Regions from separate parts of the Homo sapiens genome. Here region 1 is linked to region 2. A link is an interaction called in ENCODE POLR2A ChIA-PET data of the cell type or tissue named here. Cell type or tissue: PC-9. All regions are shown on one strand. Each heading gives the region's core, and the rest is flanking DNA. Links, peaks and the distances in the headings are about the cores only.

Region 1 (7,418 bases), core at 1,831-5,830, 200 kb before region 2:
AAACACTCACGTGCACACACTTTTCAGGACAGGCCATTTTCCTGTTGTTTAGTCTGCTAAAGTGTAACATCAGTCTTGATCTGGTTCATCTTGAGATATTGATTAAAATTGGTACCGTACATTATGTCTCTGATATATGTCCCTGAATAAGGTTAACTTCATTCAAAATAGAGAGATTTCCTTTTTGTATTCATCTTATAACTCTCAAATTAGATTCTTGAATCAAATTTCATTTTTACAAACCCTTGTTTGAAAGAAAAACGGGAGGTAGGGAAGACTAGAAAGAATTATTTTCCTCTCCATAAGTGGGTCCCCTATACTAAAGATTTTCCTAACACACAAGAATTGAGTCTATGAAAGATCTCAAGCATCTAAGGGATATTTATTCAGTTTGTTGACTATTTTTAACAGTTTATAAGGATGCTTGAATATTCCACTTTCTTATCTCAATTTTGCTACTTCACAAAGACAAGAATCAAAAAGAAAGAAAACACTACTGGTCTCCAAAATATACAGTGTCCTTGGCATATAGACTATGAAGACAAAAATCAATGAGAATGTCCACATTTCAAATATATTTTAGAGTTGGAAAATCAAACTGTTTTAATATATGAAATCCAATATTGCTTCTCCACTCTGAAATTATAGGACATCAATTATGTTGAAAACATGTTCATCATCAGAATAAATTACTCATGATGTTTCAGAAGAAGAAAAATTTTCTATTAGGAAAAAAAAACATGGCTCAAAAATCTTTGTTCATGTTATGTAAGTTTTCATTTGTTTCTTTTCAAGTGGTTTGAAAATAAAGAAGCTGCTAAAATCCAGTGGGTAGAGAACTATAAACAAGACACTAATTTTGTATTTTTAAAACTGTGTGTTCATGTAATCTAAATGGAACAGTTTGTTCTATTAAAACCATCCTTCAGTTTGCAAGAGCCCTCTTTAGGTATTTATAGGCCTTCAGATAGGCTCCAACTGTTATAGTTTACAATGACTTTTCACACATTCCTGTTTAACTTATCAGCAACAACATTTATGGATGTGTTACATGGCATAAGAAATTATTTTTATTTAATTTGTATCTCTTAAAAATCATTCAGTGTCCATGTAGAGTAAATAATACACATCTGTTTAACATTACTAATTAAGCATTACAGTCTAACATATATATAGCCTCCCTTTACCCAGTCAAATTTTTAAAAATATATTCAACAACCATCATGAGCAAGGCACTGTAAAAAAAATATAGTCTCATAGAACAGATAAGACTCTCCCAATATGGACCATGCAAACGATGCTGAGAGGAGATAGTAAAAATGCTTTTTACCTGAGTGGGTTACGAAAAACTTTTTGGAAGAGGTACATTTGTTCTAAAGCTTGAATTTGCAGAGTTTACGAGCTTATACAGATGGGAAAGGAAGGACTTTCCAAGAAGTAGAGCCAATATAAACACAGACACAAAGAGAGGATGTGTATGCTCTTCCAAAGATCCTAAAAAGACCTGTTGGTGGATTGAAGCTCTATCCAAGAAAATTTCAAATCCCAGTCTAAAGAATGTGGAATTTGTTATTTAGGCAAGATGATTTTGGAGCAATGAAATGGCAAGGGGTGAGGTGTTCAGTAAAATCCACATGGCAAAAAAAAAAACTGTAGATGGACTGGAGTGGCAAGCCATGAATTGAAGACACAGTATAAAAGGTTTAGTCCAAGTGAGGCTGAAAGGTCTGGACTAGGGCAATAGCAGGATAGCTATGACAAAGAGAGTTTAGAAATATTGCAGAGGGCTGCGCACAGTGGCTCATGCCTATAATCCCAGGACTTCGGGAGGCTGAGGTGGGAGGATCACTTGAGCCCAAGTGGTTGAGGCTGTGGTGAGCTATGATTGCATGCCACGTTATTGCCCTCCAGCCTGGGGAAGAGAGCAAGACCTGGTTGGAAAGAAGGAAGGAAAAGAAATATTGCAGAGGTAGAATGAAGATAATTTGGTAAAGGCCAGTTTGAGGTCCCCATATTTAATGGTTAGGATACTTGATATGTTAAAGAATATGACTATATCAGAGTAGATACTACTAAATCATACTGCATTTTGGAATTGCAGAGCAAATAGTAATGTCTTCATTTTGTGCTAGCTACCGTGATCTTCCTTTTGATTCTTCATGCCCACTCCTCTGCTAACTAAATCGGCAAAAAATGAACTAAGTAGGCAATTGTTAAAGCTTAATAAAATGCAATAAGCAAAATAATCCCTTTAAGTGGTACTTAGTCTCTATAAGATAAAAATGTTATTTTTCTTAGATAGTCTCACCTTCCCCCTTCTTTGCTCTGCAAGTGGTGAATGGGTATATGAGCGAAGAGCTATGGGGACCTTCTTATATGACCTTGTGGTGCTGAGGAACTATAAGGTCCTTATGCTATCTTTTCATCTTCTGGCCTTTGGGCGATGCCCTTGGCTATCTCATTCCTTGGGGTCCTATGGACCTCCAGGACAGAAGCACAGGAACTTTGAAGTTTTTTTTAACTTTTTGATATTCTTGGTTCAAGTAATGCTCCTAGTGATGGCTCCTGGCTATTCTGAGTGCACCTAAACTTCTCCCATAGGTCTATAGGAGGTCTGCCTTTAACACCACTCAGCCCCAGCTCAGGCTGTCCACTCAGCAGCCCTTGCTGAGAAGCCACCTTTCCCCACTGCACAAAACCCCTCTGGAAAGCTTTCAAATTAGACTCTTTTCTACACCACAAGGAAAGCAAGAATAGGCTGGAAAAACTAACCAACAGGATCTGAGTGATGAATCATGCTGGAGACATTCAAATTTATTTGACTGTTAATGTAATCTAGATCAGTATAGGGCAGTTTGTTAGATGATATAGGAAACATGAGTCATCTGCTATCACTGTAGTATCCTCACTAATATACCTGTCCCTCTCTAGACCAATTCCAAATAAGTGAAAATCTGAGCAGACATCTAAATGTCTCTGCTCCTAGACCTTTTCTCTCTTACTCTTCTCATAGCATTTCAAGGTCAGGAAGAGGCAGCTTTTCATTTATATCTTTTTAATCATAGTCTCCTTCCAGGTTCCATCTGAGCCCCATGATAGGCAAAGGCTGAGACCTCCAGTTTGATTGTTAATATAGCTTATTGACAACATGGTACAAGACATTCTGTTGCTAATGTGGCAACTGAGGGAACCAAAAAAATTTAGAAAATCCTTCCTTAAGACAATAGCCTGGCTTGTAAGAATACTAACTTGCTGTACAATCCTATGTTGCATACCAAAAGCTTAATATTACCTAAATATCTTAATTTCCCAGAGGCAGGGATGCCTCAGGTAAACTAGTTGAAAGACCCCCTATGAGGAAAAATACTGGAAAAGCACATTAATATCTTTCAAAATATTATCCATTTTATAAATGGATCTATGCAATTAGCATTACGTAGTATTTCCAAAATGAATAATTATGGAGACTTCAAAAATGTTCACAATGAATACAATATATGTTACATGAAAGTGGATGCTCCTTTAAGACTAATCAACATTTATGTCTATTCAATACAAAAATTGAATAAGCACAGTGATGCTGTATCTAAGACTAGGTGTGAGAGCAGGAATACAGGGCTTGGTATTTCAGTCAACAGGTTAATGAATTTAGTAAATTTCAATAGTCAATGAATTGGTTGACTCTCTGATATACAAACTGAAGTTACTAAAGCACAAAAAAAAGGTTAGAAAAAGAAACATATAACTTATGTTGATAACACTTGCCTCTGTACCAGTTACTGGTCTTAGATGTAGCCATCAACCAATGACAAATGAGAAACTTGTGGACAACACACCTCAGCTTCCCTAACTCTGAGGTGCACCATCTACACGGCTGCTCAGTTTTCATGAAAATGACTGCCAATTTAGCCACAGTGGTGACTTGCTTGATCACAAACTCTTTTCTGACTTCCTCTTCTTCACTGTCTAACTCGCCCACACCCTTGCTGCTGTTTCCTGGGATGACCTGGAATAAGCCACTTACTCTTGCATCTGTGTCTCACAAAATGTTTCACAGGGAAACAAAATAAAGGCCAGAGCTCTTGACCATGGCTTGCCTTCTTTGTCTGCCTGAGAGGAATCTCTGAAGCCTGGGAGCCCAAATCATACAGAAATTCATGTCTGAAGTATTCTCATGTCTCCTTTTTAATCCTTCAGTTAAAACCAGAATGACAAATTTTCCGTTAATAAAACAGAGTGGGTGTTTTTCCCCTGAGGACTCCCTCTTCCAGTAGTGCAGCTGGCACAAAGATGTCTCAAGCCTCTTTGAGAAGGTCAGTGAGCTCTGACTCAGCCCTGTCCTCCCAGATTTATACTTGGAGCTAGCAGGTTTTTCAGCCCAAACCTGTTTTTATATAGAATAAAAAATTCAACTAAGTAACTAAAAATCTTCACTGTCTATGAATCAAAGGATTTTAAAAGTACCAAGTTCCCAGGAGTCATTAATCCAAACTTCATATTGTCTTCATATTTCTACAAAAAGTAGTATTATCCAGTCTCTTTTTAATCAATAAAACACAAACACTCTCTCAAAATGTTTGTTTGAGCGTTCATCTAAACTGGAAGTCACAGCTCAAACTATGGAACTATGAAGACCTGGTTTCAAATCCTAGCTACAATTCTTGCTGGCAATGACACCAAGCATATTACTTAACCCCTTAGGCCTTCATTTCTTCTTCCCCAAGTTAGAAATAATAAAATACTTAAATTTTACAGTGGCCATTAAGAACAAATGAAATGATTTGTAAAGTCTAATACATAGTAAATGTTTGTGTTAATTTCTTTTTAAAACATCTGGTAATCTTCCTTCTTTCAATGAACATTTATTGAGCATCTGTTTGTTGCTAGACCCTATGATAAATAAAATACAATCTTTCTCCTACCTCCAAGAGCTTATGGTCTATTGGGGAGACAAATATGTGTTTTAAATTTAATAATTAAAATGTATATAATATATTATCTTATGCTCAATATATAATTGCACAAATATGTATTAAAGTGAATAATTATAATAAAAAAATTTTAATACAACAACAGTAAAAGTGCTATCTAAAATTTCTAGGCCACAGTAGTATTCAGATACTTGTGTCTACTTATCCTATATATAGCGGATTACATTTTATAACTTTGTAAATCTTAAGAACCATTCTCTTGCCATTACCAGAGTGTTAATGTTTGGATGGTTGATACTGAAGAAAGTAAGAATGAAAGTGCTGTTCAAGCCCTGGGTCATGGTAAATGTGAGGAGAAAATCGTGTCCATGTAAGGCTTTGTAGTGGTCTAAGAGATATGAATTGCTGTTCACCTTATCATGTCACTTCACTAAAATTACCATCAGTGTCATAAACTGATATCAATTAGCTAAGTGCTTAGGGGTCTGGGAAGTTTAAGATTCTCCTGACAAAAATACCTAGTAACATGTTTTGTTGATCACTGTAGCAAAAAGCTCACCCTGCTTCCTGTCCTACACATTTCTAGCATGTTTTATTCTTGTCTAAGAGAGCATTTTGTGTATGTCTGTCATGTCCTTGACCCAGCTTACCCCAAACCTGTTAATTTCCATAGCTGATGTTCACATACCATTCCTTACATGGGGAGCACACAGCACACACACACACCCTCCCAGACCTTCTCTCACACCCACAGGGATGAGCAGGGTGCCATTGGCCCGTATCATTCACAAGAGGATGAGTCTGTTGATAAAGTGACGCAAGCTCCACCTGCAGATTTGGTGAGGTGTCTAATTAAGGCAAGCAGAGACATAGCTGACACTCATAACTCAACCATAAAGCATTTATCACCTTAATACCTAGGTCTCAGACCTGATTTTTAAACTATTTGTTCCTGATACATCACCAACTTTCTTACAGGAATGATAAAAAGATGTCTCTCCACACGTGGAAGGCCAATCAAGCCTTTATCCAAACCTTGTCCTCTCATCCATGTAAAAGCAAGCTCTTAACTTTATAAGAACCATTTGCCTACAAGACATGCATTTCTTGTAATTATTCTTACTTCTGGAACATTTTCAACCTCCTTAATCTTAACTCTTCAGATATCAGATATATCTTTTGTAAGGTCAAACATAACTTTATTTCTGCTATTTAATAAGCATTATATTTTCTTTTATAAAAAAAGATCAATTCTGCAATTAAACATCAAGCTGACCACTTTTTTTTAATTCTAGAAAAAGCTTTTTTTTTCCATAGGTTATTGGGGTACAGGTGGTGTTTGGTCGCATGAGTAAGTTCTTTAGTGGTGATCTGTGAGATTTTGGTGCGCCCATCACCTGAGCAGTATACACTGCACTCTATTTTATCCCTTGTTTCCCTTCCACCCTTCCCAGAAGTCCCCAAAGTCAATTGTATCTTTCGCAAGCCTTTGAGCGTCTTCATAACTTAGCTCCCACATATCAGTGAGAACATATGATGTTTGATTTTCCATTCCTGAGTTACTTCATTTAGAATAATAGTCTGCAGTCTTATCCAGGTCACTGTAAATGCCACTAATTCATTCCTTTTTATGGCTGAGTAGTATTCCATCATATCTATAACTATATCTATATAGATAAAGATATCACAGTTTCTTTATCCACTCATTGATTAATAGGCATTTGGGTTGGCTCCACAATTTTTCCATTGTGAATTGTGCTGCTATAAACATGCATGTGCAAGTATCTTTTGTGTACAATGACTTCTTTTCCTCTGGGTAGATACCCAGTAGTGGGATTGCTGGATCAAATGGTAGATCTACTTTTAGTTATTTAAGGAATCTCCACACTGTTTTCCACAGTGGTTGTACTAGTTTACATTCCAACCAGCAGTGTAGAAGTGTTCCCTGATCACTACATTCATGCCAACATCTACTATTTTTTGATTTTTTTGATCATGGTCATTCTTGCAGGTATAAAGTGGTATTGTATTGCAGTTTTGATTTGCATTTCCCTGATCATTAGAGATGTTGAGCATTTTTTCATGTTTATTGGCCTATTGGTCATTTGTATATCTTCTTTTGAGAAATGTCTATTCATGTCCTTAGCCCACTTTTTGATAGGATTGTTTGTTTTTTTTTCTTGCTCATTAAATAACCTTCTCCTGAATGATCATTGGGTCAAAAATGAAATCAAGATGGAAATTAAAAAATTATTTGAACTGAATGACAATAGTGACACAACCTATCAAAACCTCTGGGATACATCAAAAGGCGGTGCTAAGAGGAAAGTTCATAGCCCTAAATGCCTACATCAAAAAGACTGAAAGGGCACAAACTGACAATCTAAGATCACACCTCCAGGAACTAGAACAAACCAAACTCAAACCCAGCAGAAGAAAGGAAATAACCAAGATCAGAGCAGAACTAAATGAAATTGAAACAAAAAA
Region 2 (7,418 bases), core at 1,488-5,487:
CCACCTGGATTCCTCCCCACTCATCCCAGTCCATGGCCCTCCCCCACCCTCTATGGCCAGTCTAAAGGACTGATGTGCAACCAAGAAACAAAGTAAGGACAAGCACTCCTTTAGTGGAAAATAAGTTTTATTTCGTTTTTTTCCCCCAGTTGAAAAAGATTTCTGAGAAGCTGAGCTAGGTATTGAGTGGGATGTGGAAAAGTGAATCTCTGACCTTCAACCATGATAGCAGAAAGTGCATTGGACTGAGGGAGCCTGAATCCCCTTGTCTTAGTCTCAGGCTTTAGCTAACACTTCAGAATTAGGTTCCTGATGTTTGTATATTTTGTCACCAAAGCTGAGAGTTTGAATACTGTCAAAAGTTGTTACAGAATAGAGTAAAATCACAATGTTTACTTAGCAACACTGAGTTGAAATAGAGTCATAAGTTGCTATAAAAATCTTGCTAAATTTCAGGGAAGAACTTTTAAAAAAATAAGTAAAAATTAATGGTAAACCCCTACTTTAAAAAAAAAATCAAAGCCTAAAAGTTTTTTCTCCTTAAAGTATTTCAAATATGTGACCATCACATATAACTTTGGTGTGGGAAATAATTAGACATGAAAGACTGAATAACTGGGTGATTCAGACTTTCCTACATCTGTGACTTGATTCCTGAAAGGAGCGCTGGAACAGATGTCAAACTATAATCAGAGTGAGCAATTAAAACCAAGTAATCTTAGAACCTACTTAACTAAGAATGAGAGTTATGGACCTTCTTTTATTCCATGGGCATTTTCTTCTAAGAGTGAGCATTAAGAAAGAAACTGAAATATGACCCAGAATTAAGCTCTAAAGTCCAGTAGTCCTGAGTTTATGTACTGTAAACACTTGTAATCTATGCTCATAAGTGAACTTTTAATAGTCCTGTTCTCATGTTCACTTCATAGAGCAGAGTCTGAACTTGTTATATGCAGGTCACAGAAAGGGAACTAACTGTATCTCAAATAGACCCTGACCATGAAAAAGATACTAGTTCTGCCCCCTTCTTCGTTTAGGAGAAAAATACTCAAAGTTTCATTATGTAATCTTTTCTTTGTATGTTTATTAAACATTAATTCAGCTTATTTATTGTTGTTTTAAAGAGCACCAGAAATGGAAACATGTAAGATGACATTTGGTTTATTGAAGCCCTACAAAACTAGCGGATGGTTTAGGGAAGCAGCATTAAAGATGCTATTGATCCTTAATTCAAGACCATACTTAATGCTGCATCTGGAAGAAGAGCTATTGCAAGAAAAAGGCTGTTGAGTTCGAGACTATGTTATTCATAAATATTTAAGAAAATATGAGGCAAGTGTTCATGAGCATAGTATACGGAACCAAATTCCGTGGCGAGGAGGGTTCTGCGAACATTTCTAAATCTGTAGTATTTATTCATATCACATTTCAATAAACCTATGAAGAATACAATTTTATGAAATCAGCCAAAACTTTATAGCTACATTGTTTTATCTTAGTCATTCTATGTACAAATGGAAGGTGTAATATGTGATAGTCACTGGGATAGTCATTTTGTATTTAAACTTCCTTATACCAAATACAGAATCTCCAAGTTTTTGTCTTTAAATATTTTCCCAACACTTACACTATATTTGATAGTGATTAAAAAGCTGAGTATAATTAATTGGTACCATGTATAACTGTGATAGCTGCATCTGGTTACTTTTCCTGTTACTCACATTACTCTGTTTTGCTATAACCACTCTATTTGTGAAAGTTTTTATGCTGCCTGCTCAATACATGCTAAATGTTGCTTTTAGTGAGAAAAATGAGATTTCAAAGCAATATCAAATACAGGTGACAGTGTTTCCTAATTAGTTTTATGGACGTAGAAACAAATCACTTAAAAAATTCACAAGCTCTGGAAATGCAAATTTTCTAAAATAAGGACTCACTCTAAATAAAATTTTATATATTATAAACCACATAGTTAGCATATTATTGCCAGATCTAAAAACCTATATGTAGTTCCTAAATTAGGCTTTAGAGACCCTGCAAGATTTTGAAATGGTCAGGAAGTGGGAAATAACCCACCACTGACACAGACATTGATGACAGACTTGTGCTGGCTTCCTAAGATCCAAGAAACTGAATAGCTAATGCGAAAGCACCTTTCTTACCTGAGCACTAATGTTATGGTACCTTTGTAGGCTCCTGACCTGTAACATTTCAGCCTCTTTTGTAACTTAACAGAAAAAGAAACAATCTAATTTAAGTCATTTTCAAATATACAAATTAAATGGCTAATATTTTTATTTTAAAAATCAAACATTTTCTTTCAGAGCTTCAAAGAAAACTTGGATAATGGATCTCTCTAGATCCATCCAGGTGGTTTTAGATTCTGTAATACCTTTACTTCAACATCGCTGGCTTTCAATCTAAAACTAAAAAATTTATCTTTGGGTGAGAAATTAAATATTGTCCAAATCAAATATATTCTTAATAGCCCAGGAGAATAAACTCAGAAAAGAATCAAAGATAATCTTAGAGGGAACCCGGTTGCTTACTGTGTGCGTATGTATAAGATCAAATATCAAATGCCAGATTTTAATGTCAACATGCGATGCTGGGAAGAACATTTAATATAGAGTCATGAGAAACGGGCCTGGAGTTCAAGCTCCAGGAGTATGGGTTGTGTGAACTTGGCCAAGTCATGGAACCTCTTTGATCCTCAGTTTCAATACAGAGAATAAGAGTAATGAAAATACTACTTCAATCCTGTACAACATAGTGAGATTCTATCCGTACAAAAATGAAAAACAGCCAGGTTTGGTGGCATGTGCCTCTAGTCTAGCTACTTGGGAGGCTGAGACAGAAGGATTGCTTGAGCCCGGAAGTTAAAGGCTACAAGTGAGCTATGATTGTACCACTGCACTCCAGCCTGGGCAACAGATCAATACCCCATCTCTAAAAAAGAAAAAGAAAATAATACTGCTTTCTAGAGTTAGAGTATTATGAGAAATAAATGAGATTGTTCATGAAACTGACTTGTGCTGTGTAAAACCTGGGTTTTATTTCTAACTCTACAATTTCCCGGCTTTGGATAAATTACTTAACAAAATAAAGCCTTGTTTTTCACAACTTTAAAATGAGGATAATAAGAATACAGTGTTTGCAAACTGATTGTTAACAAAGTATGAGCTCAAATCTTAGTTACTATTACTTGCTATTTTTACTAAATCTCTAAAAATGTACTTAATGTCATCTAGAGATTTAAAATGTTATAATAAAATTTTATTTTTTTAACTTACTTAAAAACTTACTTCCGTATTTATTTTTACTTGAAAATTTGTTACTCCATATACTTTCTTACAAATAACTTTTAATCTATGTATTTATGTGGAATGAGACATTTTCTCCCTAAACAGATAGTTTCTGCTCTGTATGTAATTTTTGAGCTTTATGATTCAAGGGACTTGAGTAGAAATGGATATCCAGGGTCCTTTCATTGTTTATAATTTGCTATCGCTAATAACAATTTAAATATAATTTGTTTTGTTGGTGGATTTGGTATAAAACAACCGAGGAGCTTGTATGACTTTGTAGACATACGGTAGATTTTTTTAAATTTTGAGAGGAAAAAACATTCGAGGGCACTAAGAGCTGCTGGTGCCCTATCTAGAGGACGTATTTGAGATGCACCAGAGATCCCCTACCTCTTAAAATCCATTTAGAGAGTCAGCTGCAAACCTTTCCTTGGGTAATGGGATTAGCACTCTGTTGTAACTGCAATCCTTAAGGATACAAATTTGTTTCTGAATGTTGTAGCTAGTAATCTTATGCTCCTTGACAGGTCTTACAGTGTAACTGCCACTCTTGGAATGGAAAATGCAGACCTCAGACCTCTCTCTGTCTGCTAGGTTAGGAAGTTCAAAGACTTTAACAGGAAGTATTCAGTCTTGAGGAAGTAAAAATTAGCTGCTCCCCACCTTTATTTTTCAATGATATTATTGAAGGAATGTGATGAGTCACCTAAATTTAGCATACATATAGATGCTTTTATAAGAGAATTTTTCCTTGTAGTACCCTTAATTTTTAGTACTTTTAAAGAAAAGAATGCTAAGAAATATTTTCTGTCTAAGTATATTTGTTGATATTTAAAAACCTTCTGAACCAGTTAGTTTGTTTGGAATTCAGTATTAAAGGAATAAAAGTCAAGAACTGTTTGTGGTTCTTCTCTTTGCTATCCTCTTTCTATGAGACAGCTCTTATTTCCCTGGATGGACAATATGCATTGAGCATTCTTAATCCAGAAATCTGAAATCTTCCAAAATGTTAAACTTTTTGAGTACTGACAGCTCAAAGGAGGAGCATTTCTGATTTCAGATTTTCAGATTAGTGATGGCCAACTAAATATAATGGAACATATTCCAAAATCCAAAAAAAAATCCAAAACCTGAAACCCTTCTGGTCCCAAACATTTTCTTGATAAAGGATATTCAACCCATGTAGGTATGCTGAGCCACTATGATCCTAGGAAAATAAAATAACATTTTAGTATTTTTTTTATACACCTTCCTGATACATTCTAATATTTTCTTCTGTTTTTAATTTTATCCTCATAATACAAATGATTATTGAATATTGTTAAAATATTCTTACTTTAAGAAAATGTCTATAAATTTGAAATATTCCAAGTCTGTTTTCATGAGGCGTGATTTTTTATAGCTAGGATTCCAGTGGAATGTAAAATAAAAATTACAATATCTTTTGAAGCTCACTATGATTTTTTTTTTTTTTTTTTTTTTTTTTTTTTTTGAGACGGAGTCTCGCTCTGTCGCCCAGGCCGGACTGCGGACTGCAGTGGCGCAATCTCGGCTCACTGCAAGCTCCGCTTCCCGGGTTCACGCCATTCTCCTGCCTCAGCCTCCCGAGTAGCTGGGACTACAGGCGCCCGCCACTACGCCCGGCTAATTTTTTGTATTTTTAGTAGAGACGGGGTTTCACCTTGTTAGCCAGGATGGTGAAGCTCACTATGATTTTAGCATTAAAAACCACTCTTGGACTTCATTGAGTAATTTACATAAAAACAAATATTAATGTAGTATAAAGCTGATATTTATTTTAATTTTTCCTTTTGAAACTATTCTCAATTCTTTCTTAAATGTTCTATTCATGGCCATGCACGGTGGCTGATACCTATAATCTCAGCACTTTAGGAGGCCGAGGCCAGCAGATTGCTTCAGCTCTGGAGTTCAAGACGAGCCTGGGCAACATGGCGAGACCCTCTGTCTACTACAAATACAAAAGAAAAAAAAATAGCCAAGCGTGGTGGTGTGCATCTGTGGTCCCAGCTTCTCAGGAGGCTGAGGTGGGAGGATTGATTGAGCCTAGAAGGCGGAGGTTGCAATGAGCCCAAGATCTTGCCACTGCACTCCAGCCTAGGTGACAGAGCAAGACTCTGTCTCAAAAAAAAAAAAAGTTATATTCATATCCTATTCTTCTTGGATATACTATATTGACTATACATTTACTTCATCTTGATGGCTTCTGGTCCTATGAATACTGGCTGTGTCTGTGCTATAGGGACCATGTGGTGTGCTCTAGGGAACACTAGCTGCTGCATCAGAGCCCTTAACTGCTATCTGTGCTCTGATTGGCCTAGTGTAGGTTACTTACCCTCTCTTGCTTCTCTAATCTATAAAATGGGGCTAATAATACACATCTAGGGCAGTAGCGAGGGTTACATGAAGTTGCATTGCATCTAACAGTCTCTGGCATATAGAAGGTGCCCAATAAAGTTTAGTTTCATGGTTCATGGCAGATAGAAATGTAAATGTCAGTGTGGGAGATTTAGGATTAGAGCTAATGTAGCTGTGGCCTTGGTAAGAGTTGGTTGTTGGCTTGTTTACTTTTTATTTTACAAAACAAATGAAACTATGTAATCTCCAAAGTAGTAGAATACAGCTCTCAGCCTAGGCTGAAAATATATATGACTTAATCAATTGCATTTGCATATAAGAAATTCCTACCTCAGGGTTTTTTTTTTTTTTTTTTTGAGACAGAGTCTTGCTATATTGCCTAGGCTGGTCTCAAATTCTTGCACTCCAGCAATCCTCATCTCAGCTTCCCGAGAAGCTGGGACTGCAATCATAGGGTTATTTTAAAGACTTAAAGATATATAACAATTCAAAGAGTTTAGCACTTGCTAAACACTCAGTAAATGGTCATTAATATAAAGATGCAGCCCTCTCAGTAAATGATTATTAACATAAAGATGCAACTGTTGGGATACAGGTTGTGTACTCTAAATTTTGACCGAAAGTCATACGTACAAAATGTATTCTCGGTACACCAACGTTAAATGGTTATAATTAACAAAGTTGCTAAATTTTGAAAATATGTTCATATAAACAGCTACCTTTTTTTGGATATTTAGTATATAGTCGTTAAATAAGAAAGCTGAAAGTGAGCAACTGGGAGGTTTTTTTTTTTTTTTTTTTTTTTTTTGAGATGGAGTCTTGCTCTGTCACCCAGGCAGGAGTGCAGTGTCGCGATCTCGGTTCACTGCAAGCTCCGCCTCCCCGGCTCACACCATTCTCCTGCCTCAGCCTCCCGAGTAGCTGGGACTACAGGTGCCCACCACCACACCCGGATAATTTTGTTTTGTATTTTTAGTAGAGACGAGGTTTCACCATGTTAGCCAGGATGGTCTCGATCTCCTGACCTCATGATCCGCTGGCCTCGGCCTCCCAAAATGCTGGGATTACAGGCGTGAGCCACTGCGCCTGGCCGCAAATGGGAGTTTTTTGTGGTTAGAAAATTGTATTTGTGAGAAATAATTCTGAAAATGCCTTTTATCTACTTTATACAAATTGTCTCTGTATATTATCTTTAAAAATCTCAGAATCTAGAAAGAATGGTTTATCTTTCTGGGCCCTAGAATCATACCAGATAGATGGGTCAATATTATACAGATCTTAGAGTCTGAGAATTCTGCAGATATCTTTTATCAAATTTATACAAACTGTCTCTGTATATGACCTTTAAAAAATTTCAGAATCTAGAAAGAATACATAATTTATTTTCTGGGCCCTAGAGTCATACCAGGTAGAAGGGTCAATATTACACAGACCTAGCAACACGTATAGATGTTTTGGGGGTCTACCTGCTCTAGGTAAATATTTCTGCCTGTACTGGGGCTTATGTGCAGCTGCCATGCACTGGTGTGACAACTGGTTGCATGGCTGGCATTCATTCTGATTAATCACCAATGTAATACCAGTTGTTAAATATTTTGAATATTACCTAGAAATATTTATATCTGTACCTGCATTGCGTCCCCATTTTCTCATTTAAGAGTAGCATAATTGTTTTTTTTCTTTGTCTTTCACAGCAGGACGATTGAAGTCATTAAGGTGGATGGTTTCTACCTG

Evidence for each region. Peaks named below come from ENCODE experiments on the same cell type or tissue, not always from the same donor. Only the 100,000 strongest peaks of a DNase experiment are listed, where the experiment ranks them.
Region 1: POLR2A ChIA-PET joins it to region 2 with 7 read pairs; 1 of 35 experiments calls an interaction of 5 or more read pairs at or near these places.

What each region holds. Positions count from the first base shown.
Region 1 is chr5:102,624,705-102,632,122 of GRCh38, forward strand. The region is part of intron 1 of LINC00491 (long intergenic non-protein coding RNA 491); the gene reads right to left. Among named protein-coding and RNA genes, the nearest start is that of LINC00491, 43 kb to the right of the region's middle. In PC-9, for the core only: no CTCF peak of the experiment used is centred there; DNase peaks (open chromatin) are centred at 2,827 and 4,327; H3K27ac peaks cover 321 bases.
Region 2 is chr5:102,822,898-102,830,315 of GRCh38, forward strand. All of the region lies in intron 1 of PAM (peptidylglycine alpha-amidating monooxygenase), which reads left to right. Among named protein-coding and RNA genes, the nearest start is that of PAM, 71 kb to the left of the region's middle. In PC-9, for the core only: no CTCF peak of the experiment used is centred there; a DNase peak (open chromatin) is centred at 3,954; H3K27ac peaks cover 1,071 bases.